2 separate regions of the Homo sapiens genome follow, and region 2 is linked to region 1. A link is a loop called in an ENCODE intact Hi-C map of the cell type or tissue named here. Cell type or tissue: CD4-positive, alpha-beta T cell. All regions are shown on one strand. Each heading gives the region's core, and the rest is flanking DNA. Links, peaks and the distances in the headings are about the cores only.

The links. A loop is a pair of places that touch in the nucleus more often than their neighbours do. Peaks named below come from ENCODE experiments on the same cell type or tissue, not always from the same donor. Only the 100,000 strongest peaks of a DNase experiment are listed, where the experiment ranks them.
Region 2: it touches region 1 in a loop (7-fold over the local background); 2 of 110 quality-filtered maps call a loop at or near these places.

What each region holds. Positions count from the first base shown.
Region 1 is chr6:168,674,523-168,679,896 of GRCh38, forward strand. LOC124901468 (a long non-coding RNA gene) reads left to right here and starts at 4,157. Exons shown (of 4, transcript XR_007059886.1): 1 at 4,157-4,759. In CD4-positive, alpha-beta T cell, for the core only: no CTCF peak of the experiment used is centred there; no DNase peak of the experiment used is centred there.
Region 2 is chr6:168,624,534-168,629,907 of GRCh38, forward strand. The region is part of intron 9 of SMOC2 (SPARC related modular calcium binding 2); the gene reads left to right. Among named protein-coding and RNA genes, the nearest start is that of SMOC2, 190 kb to the left of the region's middle. In CD4-positive, alpha-beta T cell, for the core only: no CTCF peak of the experiment used is centred there; no DNase peak of the experiment used is centred there.

The DNA of each region.
Region 1 (5,374 bases), core at 103-5,102:
TCATATAGTCTGGCAGTGAGCCCACAGTGTTCCTTTTTGATTATAAGTCAGATGTATTTCCAATCAATTACAGCGGGCTCCTTTTTGGAATTTTTCTCTTAGAAGTCAGATGCACATGTGCTCACAGCGAGGTGGACCCGGCCATAATACTTCTCTGGTCACTCTTGTAGTTCCTCCCAAGGACTGGCTGCCAGCGTTCCTGCATGTGCAAAGGACATGGGAGACACTCCTGGCCTTTCTTTCCCTTTGCACCCAATCAATCTTCTTCTCTGAGACATTTTCTCTATTTCTAGTACGTGACCAGCAAACACAAGGGCCCCGGCCCGGTGCACTGAGTGCTAATACATGAATACAGGAAGACATAATGCCAGTTTTAAAAAGATAGGAGAAGTTGTGCAGGTTTAAATTGATTTTGGGTGGGGGGTTGTTTAACCTCATGGCATGCTCTACTAGTTTGTGATCTTGGGCAAATTATTTAGGTTTTCTGAATTCCAATCTCTTGCCTGGAAACCGAGACCATGAATGCCTGTCTGAGGATTGCAGGGAACCCGGCTGAAATGGAAGTCTCGGTGTAGCTCTTGCTCCTCAATGCCTCTTCCCTCCCCCACCCCAGCCTCCCTGCAAGGAAGCCCCAGTGGGTCTGGCCCTGCCTTGGTCTCCCCCGTTTGCCAGCATCCATGCCTTCCTGGGCACGTGCTCACACTCCTGGCTATTTCAGCATCTGGCTCACAGCTTCCCTCTCCACCCAATGCCTGTGTCATTCTTGGTTATTTCTGCAGTTTTTCATCTTATTTATGTGAACAGTTTTCCACTCAGCTTGAGTCCCCCTCTCCCAAAGGCACCCCAAGACCTGGTGTCCCCACAGACAGCTCACCTCCAAGGACACCAATCTGTGCATCTCACCCCAAGCTCCTGCTCCTTCCAAATCAGCCGCCCTAAGAGATGACCCTTCAGTTTCACGATCACATAGACCGTGAGCAGTGAGCTGCCTTCCGTGTGTCCACCACGCCACCCGGACTTCCTCCCACTCGGGCTGCTGCCCGCAGCTTATCAGAAGTCCTCACTGGATCACGGTGTTCTCCATGAGCCCTGTTGGGCAAAGTCCAACACTGAGTTGAACCCCATACCCCTTCCTGCTGTTTTTGCACCTCTCCAGGTGAGCATTCTTGGAGAAACGGTAGAAAATTATGTCCATTCATGTCACTTGTAATTTGTAATCTCCACTTCAAGAGTCCGGTGGGGACCATCTGATGGGGCTGGAACACTCAGCTTTCACCCTCCTCTCGTTTTCTCCAAGATGACTTCACTCCTGACTCTGGGTCCAGGCCTCTCCGACCCTACCTCACCCACTCCACACCTTTGGGGCTCCTCAGTCTTTCAGGCAGGATCACCCTCATTCCCCTAACCCCACACATCTCCCAGGAGCTCCTTCTCCCTCCATTGTCTATGGAGAGGGTGAGGCTTCTCTTCTTCCTTTTGCAGCTTGGCTCAGACTCTGCCCCCTTCCCAGCACCTGCCATTGTTGGCTTGAGGGTTCCGCCCTCCTGCGACCCTGGCCTCCTCCCCACCTCTTCATTTCGGTCATCTGCCCAGTCGCTCCAGTGTGTCCCTGCTGAAAGAAAAGCCTCTCCTAATATCCTCCTGTTTTTCAAACCGTAAAACTGAAACCCTCCGAGTCCTGCCCGGAGGAAGCTCTCATAAGCCTGACAGTCTTGGGCTCAGATGCAGGGGAGGTAAAGTCAGTCTATGTGGTTTGGGTAGGGGCAGGAGGGAGGCACAGCATAGACTGAGAAGCAGCTCCTGCAGGCCCCAGAGCCAGTCTTGGAGCCAGAACCGGCTCCCCGAGGGTCATGATCACCTGGAGGGCAGCAGGCATTTTTCCTGGGTCCTTCCAGCAACGCTTTCCGGAGCTGGTGGCTTTCTGCCTCCCTGGGCTCCACATGAGACACAGAAAGGAACCCCAAGGAACTCCCTGCTCTTGGGCACCCCCTTTATTTACTGTTCTTGAGGAAGCTCCAATCAGACCTGACTGGGGTCGGTGAGTTTATTTTTACCATCTGTGTGGACGGTCCAGATGGGCCCAGCTCCAGGCCTGAGGAAGAGCCTCCCTTACAATCTATCCATACGTCTCATGGTTTCCAGTTCCAAAACATGGATCTTCCGTCATGTAACTCCTTCCAGCATGACTGACCGACCCGCTCCAGCACCGCAAGCCATCAGCATGGACTCAGCCATGACGGTGTCCCTCCCATGCCCAGGCCTGCTCGCCCACCATCCCTTCGCCACGCAGCTTCCTAACCCATCGAGTCCTGTTTACATTCCCCTCCTGAGCGAGGCTGTGTTTTCTCACCATTCTCTCCAGTTGGCCCTCCCTGGGTTCCAACTCAGGGAGACCATCCCCTCCCTGCAGGGCAAGGCATCTTCACATTGACTCATTGACTGCCTTGTCCTTGTTCTCTGTACCCTCCCCCGGTTCAGACAATGAAGACAGGCATTCCTCCTCCTGAGCTTGTGAGAGCTACCAGCTCTGAATGCATGGGTGGATGAGTTTGGATGCATGATGCTTGCTTGGTTGGTTGAACAGGTGCAGGTGTTCAGCATGGTGCCAAGGGCACCCCAAATGTTCAGCACGTGGGGCTTATGAGTGTCAAGCGTGTCCATGTGAAGAGACCACCAAACAGGCTTTGTGTGAGCAACAGGGCTGTTTATTCACTTGGGTGCAAGTGGGCTGAGTCCAAAAAGAGGGTCAGAGAAGGGAGATAGGAGAGGGGCAGCTTTATAGGAGTGGGGTAGGCAGTGGAAAGTTACAGTTAAAGGTGGTTATCGTCAGCAGGGGAGGGTGTCACAAGGTGCATGGTGGAGAGATGATGGGACTCATTGTCCAGGAGAAGAATGTCACAGGGTCGATTGACCAGTTGGGGCAGGGCAGGAACAAGTCATAATGGTGGAATGTTGTAAGGTGGGTTAATTAGTTAAGGCAGGAACTGGCTGTTTCACCTCTTTGTGTTTTTTCAGCTGCTCCAGACTTCTTGGCTCCTGCAGGCCATCTGGATGTATATGTGCAGGTCACAGGGGTTACAATGGCGGAGCTTCGGCTCAGAGGCCTAATATTCCTGTCTTTTTACTTATAAAATATAAAGTTATAAGAAAAGATAAAGAAAATATAAGTTTTTACTGGGGATTATCGGGGTAGGGGCGATGTTTCTCAGGACTACTTCAGGCATGACCAGGGACTGTGTAGACACCTTAAAGAAAATTTTATAATGAGTTAGTCCAGTAAGTTTCAGGTCTAGGGTGCATTTTTATGTGGCTAAGAAGGTGCCAGTTAGCATATTTTTGAGCTTGGAATTGTCCTAATAGAATAAATTCTCTAAAAATAGCAATGAAGCGTAATAGCTTTAAGGTAGGTGACAGTGAGTTTTTAGGCCAAGGTAGGAATAATGCTTTGCATACCAAGGCCTTGTGTCCCTATTTTCCATCATACGAATAGGACCCCCTGGCGTCAAGCCAAGAGTCATTATATTACCTTTTTCCCAAAGGCGTGAGTGGCGTTTTGAATGGAGGAGTTCAATAGTCCTGATTGCATATCCTATGCAAGAGAGATCATAAGTAAAATAATCTTTGTCTCCTGGTTTAAGCTCAGGCTGGCAAAGACAGAAATGTCCTAAGCCCTCTAACAACCAACAGCATACTTTATGTTGTCCTGGATGCTGGTCTGGTTGCCAAATATGGGGAAGGAAATGAGGGGCTGTTGGAGGCGAGCCAGAGGCTTATATCCTACATGGAAATGGTCATGAAGGGAAGAAAGAATAGACTGGGCTTGTGAGGCAGGAAGAATGAATTTTCCATGATCTAAGAACCACTTGCCCTAAGTTGGAAAAGACTGGTAGAGCAGGTTTTCAGAAGAGGAGGAGGTGGGGGGATAGAGAAGAAAGAAAAATACTGGCCTTTTGGAGTGAGGGCTGGAATATTTGTGGGTGTGGAGGCATTTGCTATCGTTATTATTATTATTTTTATTTTCTTTATTTATTTTTTTGCTGTCCTGTTGGCATAAGCGTTTCCTTTAGCAATAAGATCAGTTGGTTTCTGGGGTCCTTTGCAATGAATAACCCCAGGCTTGGCTGGCAGGAAAGCAGCCTTAAGGTGAGCCTCTAAAACTATTAGGGCGGCAGCAGCCACCGCACGCAGACATGCGGGCCAGACTAAAACAGTGAGGTCAAGTTGTTTGGACAAAAAGGCTACAGGGTGTGGTCCTGGTCCTTGTGTAAGAATTCCAACCACACAGCCCTGCACTTCGACTCTGTGTAATAGAAAGGGTTGGGATGAATCAGGGAGAACTGTGTGGGAACAGTTTCTAGACCTGTTTTCAAGGAACAGAAAGAGGAGTGGGGAAAGGATTTAGGATCTATGGGGTCAGCTAGGTTTCCCTTTGTGAGTTTATATAATGGTTTTGTTAGGATGGCAAAACCAGGTATCCAAAGGCGAAAGTATCTAACCATGCCCAGGAAGGAAAGGAGTTGTTGTTTTGTAGAAGGGGTTGGGGTTTGAGAGATCAGCCAGACACGATTGGCAGGGAGAGCACGCGTGTTTTTATGAAGAATTATGCCGAGGTAGGTAACAGATGGAGAAGAAATTTGAGCTTTGGAGGGGATATCCAATATCCCTTGGAGAATAAATGTTGGAGGAGCAGGAGAGTATCTTGCTAAGAAGATTCAAAGGAGCGGCTACAAAGTAGAAGGTCATCAATATATTGAATAAGGTAAGAAGCAGAGGGGCGGAAAGAAAGTAAATCATGAGATAATAACGAGGGCTGTACCTGAAGCCTTGAGGCAGTACAGCCCAGGTAAGCTGCTGGGACTGATGGGTGTCAGGGTCAGTCCAGGTAAAAGCAAAGAGAGGCTGGGATGAGGGGTGCAGGGGAATAGTGAAAAGGGTGTCTTTAAGATCAAGAACAGAATAGTGAGTTGTGGAGGAAGGTATTGAGGACAAAAGAGTGTACGGGTTGGGCACCACAGGGTGGATAGGCAAAACAATTTGGTCGATAAGGTGCAGATCTTGAACTAACCTGTAAGACTCGTCCAGTTTTTGGGCAGGTAAAAGGCAGAACTTGAATTATGTAAACGAAAAATAAAATGCTAGGCCCCCCCACCGACTGAATGAACCACTTCTTGGCCAATAGGATCCCAAAGAAACCTGACAAACTAGTTCAGGCTTTGATGGGAAGTGGGAGAAAATCTTCAAATCTATACATGCAACAAAGGACTAATATCCAAAATCTGCAAAGAACTCAAACAAATCAGAAAAACCAAGCAAAACAAAAAAACAAACAAACAATCCCATCAAAAATTGGGCTAAGGACATGAATAGACAATTC
Region 2 (5,374 bases), core at 108-5,107, 50 kb before region 1:
ACACATAGACACATGCACACACACACTGACATACAGAAACACACACACAGATACACAGACACAGATGTGCACAGACACACAGAGACACAGACACAGACAACAGTACAAATTCACACACAGACACAGACGCACACACACACTGACATAAACACACATAGATACAGATGTACACGGACACACAGACACAGACACACAGACACAATACAGATTCACACACACTCACAGACACATGCACACAGACACAACAATACAGATACACACAGACACATGCACACAGACACACATTGACATACAGAAACACACAGACACAGGCACACAGACACACACACATTCACAGAAACACACACACAAACACAGATACATAAACACACATGTACACAGACACACACATCCCCACACACAGACACACAAACACATGCACTCACACAGACACATGCACACCACCACCACCACCAGCAGCACCATCTGGGTCAGATTGGAATGGGGCTCCAATTCCCAAAATGAACAGAGTGATGTGGACCCCGACCCTGCCCCCTGGACACTGTGAAGCGCCGCCCCCGCCCTTCCTCCCAGGGGCTCCTGCTTCGCGTTTGCTCCCCAAGGTCACGAGATGCCTGGCGCTCCAGCAGTAGAAAAGCACTAGGGCATGTGGGGCACGTGGGTCGTCCTCACCGTGAAGACCCGCATCTGCTCAGGCACTGGAGATGCAGCTTAGGATGCTGCCCCTCGGGAAGAAAGACACTGGATCGCAGCGCTGCAGAGTCCCCTTCCTGGAGCCTGCTGGGGTTTCAGGCCCAAGGCAGACAGCAGCTTCGATGTGGGAACGCTGGAGCAGGTTGTGAGCAGAGAGCACTGGGTCCAGCTCCTCGCTGTGCCGGAGAGGCCCAGAGAGGTTCAGGACTCGCCCAGTGTGGCCTGAAGGTCAGCTCAAATGCCCCGCATGGCGTTCTTGGGATTCGAGTTTCTTTTTATCGTAACATTTGCTTTTGGTGGTTTTCTTTCTCACTTGTTCTTTCTTTATTAAAACTAAATAGCATAGGCTCAAATCCAGGGAGCAAACACCTAGGCCTCCGTCTTCTGCCACGTTTTGTGCACTCGCTCTCAGAAAGCCTAATTTTTCTTTACGATTCTTCGAGGGCGTATACACAGCCAAGCCGAGCCAAGTGCCTGTGTCCGTGTGAGCCCTGGGCCCCAGGAGCAAATGAAAGCAAATGCGCCTGTCCACACCCAGACCTGCTTCTTCCCTTTGCAAGGGCAGGGCAGCCGCTCCAGCTCCACCGCTGAGCCAGGAAGGCCGGCCTGTGGGCCCAGATTAAACAGACCAGCTCTGGGCTTTCTCAGCCTAGAGGCGAGGGGCCTCGGAGGAGGAAGCGAATTCCGTGGTTACGTGTTTGATCGCCTGGCAGGAGCCTTGTTGGACCCAGGAGTGAAGGTCTTGACCTGGCTCCCCTATTCTGCAGTGAGCAAGGCAATGGTTAAGACGAGAGCTGCCTTTCTAAGAAAGCTAAGAGGCCAGCACCTGTTTCCTCAGTCACTGGAGAAATTATTCAAGTAGCCCCCACGTGAAGCAGAGGTCTTGCCACGTGAAGGAGGCAAGTTCCTTACACTGCTTAGGAAAAGACAATCTACATTGTGGAGGAATTAATTCTTTTTACTTTTAGGTTATGCGAGACAGACCTGTCTCACTCCTCGCACAGACTCAAGTCCGCGCCCCCGTTTCTGCTCCCTGTGCAGAAGCAAAGTCTTCACCACTGTGGCTTGGGGTGTGAGGAAAGAAGGTGGAAAAATCTGAATTCTGTTGCCAGCGTCTGTTTTTCCTCGTCAGGAATAATTGACGATGTGTGCGAGATTTCTGCAGGCACAGCTCGGATTACTTGAGGTCGTCCAGAGAAGGGGAGACAGCTGCATTTTTCTCTATGTTTTATGAAGAAATCAGAATCCATGCAGTTAACAGGAACACCTGGCCGTGGCGATTCCGCAGACAGGCCTGAGGCACTGGGGTTCCGCCGCGACACTCCACATTCTGCTACAGCCTGTGTCTCCTCTGCATCACTGTGGGCCACAAAAGGCAATGGGCTCTACTCTCTGATTATCACCCAAAGGAAGGGCTATAGGTCACTCTAAAGCCAAACATCATTTAGCAAAAGTGCGTGGCAACTTAACGCGTTCTGTTACCTAGGCCTGTGTTTAACGGCCTGTGTATCTTGGAGAGTGCGCCAGGAAGTGGCATCACTCAGATTCCAGGGGTCTTTACCAGAATTTTAGGTAACGGCTGAAGGAGATGTTGGGCTACACCTGCTTGAATTGTTTGTAGGCTGAAAATGTGGTGATAGAGACCCGGGGCCCTGACAGCCCAGTTCTCTGTTGCCTGAGTTGGCCTGGGTTGGCCTGGACCTGCCGGGAGAGTCATTCTTCTACCTGCTGTGTTTGATTATAGGAGTCTTAGTTTATGTGATTCTCAAGACAAGGAGCTTCTCATTTAACCAGCTTCAGAGAAGAGACACACTCCAGGCCCCATAACCTTGGAGGAGCTAGATATTTGTAAAAATCTAGCCCAAGAAAAATATGTATAGAAAATTACCATGAAACACACCCCCAGCTCCTGATAGGCCAGCATGTTGACTTTGGGTTAGCCGTGAGCTGAGTGTATTATAGACACCCATTTCTCCTCTAGTAAGACTGAGTCTGCTGACTGCAGGGTTATGCCAAAGGCTGATAATTGAAGCACCTTATAAAAATTGCCCTTTGGAAAGTGTGATATTGTTTGTTGAGATTTAGGTGAGTGCACTGTTAGCTGTTATGTTAGAGGCACAGGGAAGATTTCTCTCTTGTTTTAATATCAGGAATTGGTATTTTATCTCCTGATTGCTTGCTCCATGCTGAGCTTTTAATTTTTATTAGATTTCCCTCTTTTTCTTGTCTGTATTACTCTCTGCGGGCAGGATGTCAGGAAGAAAAATGATGTGTTCCTTAATGAGAAAACAACTGAGAACTACAAAATCCAGTGACTCTGGTAGTTGCTCAATGTGATCCAATTCAAACAAGAAATCAATTATAAACTTCCATTCAATGGAGTGATATATTGCTTTGTCACTGGTAGATTCAAAATGGCCTTTAGCTCTGAGCCTGTGGTCCTCATCTCAGGGACAGGCAGCAAGAACTCAGTATACAGTAGGAGCCACTGTGCCCTGAGATGTAGTTGTAATCAGCCTGCACAGGGGTGGACTGTACTGCACAGCTGTGAGGGCACGTGCAAGGGATCCTTTCAAACTGTGCCTCCACTGGAAACTGAAAATTGTCAGAATTCAAATGGAGTCACTTCTGCCAAGCCCAGCTAAGCGGAGGAGAAAGGCCCACAGGAGGGGCCCTCACACACACCAGTGGGGAAAACCACAGCCTTGCACAAAGGCACTGCAGGCTCCCACGGAGAAGCCTTCTGTGTGGACATCAGCCAGTGACTGCCCGTTGAACCCTGGACTAACGCCACTCTTGCCATCCATCCTTGTCAAGGAGGCATGTTTCACAACCACCTTCCTCACCCCACAAGCCCTTGCCTTCCTTGGCCTCCCTGGGCGCGCCTGTGGCCCCCTAGGTTTGCCATGGCTCACGGATTCTGGGGTTGCACTTCTTTGTTGATTCCCAGATAAACACACTTTGGAGAGCCTCACTTTCTGTTGATATTTTAGCTTGACAAAACAAAGGGCCTCGTCGAGACATACACTTTCTTGAAAACAAAACAGTAACATCCCGTTGTCCTCTGTGTGGCTACCTCCCAAATAAAAACCGAGGGCTGGAGAACATCATGCTGCCATAAATTAATATCACCTGAAAAAATATAAGTAAACACTGAGCTTTAAGTGAAACACTTCGTTCCAAAATGGAACTGGATTTCTGTTTGCTGTTACAGTGATGGTTTGTGACAGTCTGTTTAAAAGACTGTGGGCCAGGTCTCCGGACACTCTGTAGTAGATACTAAACACAGCTTCCACATTAGGAAACAGGAGTATGTAATTTGGAGAAATAGTCTAAATTGGAAAATGCAAAACTCGCAGCATGTATCCAACATAAATTATACTTTTATTTGACCAATTCCTTCTCCTAAGTCCCCACGTCTCACTCTTGTCTGCCTATTCAACATGGATTCTGGAGGACCTGCTGCAAGATTACTAAACTGTGCGTGGTACAGTAGATGGGACTGTGCTGAAGGCACTACCTGCTCTCCGTAGATGCCTGCCTCTGAAGGCCTTTCCTTCAGTCCCTTGGCCCTGCCTTTGAGCGTGGTGCCCCGCCGGAGAATGAACTTTAACCAGGCCATTCACTGCTGCAGAGACCACTCTTCTCGGAACACACAGTTTCCGACCTTGGGCCGGTCACGGAGGCGTGGGTGGAGGGCAGTCCGGTCCCTGAGAGGGAAGGGCAGGGGGCCCGGGACATGGGCTGCGCAGGGGTTCCACCCTCCGCGTTGGCTGGCAGGCAGGCGAGGGGGACTCACGGCCTCTTTTCAGCTCTCTCTTCTCTGGGGAAAACTTGCCCTTGACAGCCCTGCTTGCTGCCTCGAGCTCCGAGAGGAGGCTTCGCAGTCACTGGAGCAGCTGTGCTCCTGCCTTTGCTGTTCCTGGAGTTTTGTGCACACAATGTGTGACACCACTGGTTCTCCAGAAGGAGCCACCACACTGTTGTTCCCTCACTCAAGCTGCAAGGTGCAAGCCTTGGCTTCAGGGTCTCCGACAGGTCCTCATCGCCCCCAAGTGCCCTCAGTGCTGTCTTTTGATTCTTCCCACATGGGAAGGGATCAAGATAGGGCGGTCCCCCAGAAACCCCATTCATCGACCTCTTCCAACAGGCCTGCTGCTCTCCCAGTGCTGCTGGCTGTCAAAGGCTCCAGGTCCCAGGCAGGGCACCTGTCGCCACAGGACAGGCTGATTGGGTGCCGGGCTGCCTGAGCTCTGGACCCCAGGGATTTAATTCAGGTGGTCTCTTGTCATCTGGGAAATTTTAATCCAGCTGGGATTACTGTCCGCAAATCATTTGTCCAGAGTTTCCACCAGAAGGAATCCCTGTAGCTAGGTATCACCTTTTCTGTTTAAAAACACCCTCCTCAAGTACAGCCTGGGGAAGCTGAGAGTCATCAAGGAATGAAATGGACTGTTCAGGCCTTTAATTAAGCAGATGTGGACTGAGTGGGCAGCTGACTCTGTGAACAGATGAATGTGTGTGGGGAAGCTGGTCCCAGAGCTGTCTCCATGCAGAGTTCCCATCACTGGTCCTCAGTTTAATAGAATAGTATATTTTTAAAGCTCCGCTGAAGTGTAAGCATTTCTGGTGTTTATGAAGCTGACTTGGTAAATCCTTTTGCCATCTTACTTACATTCCC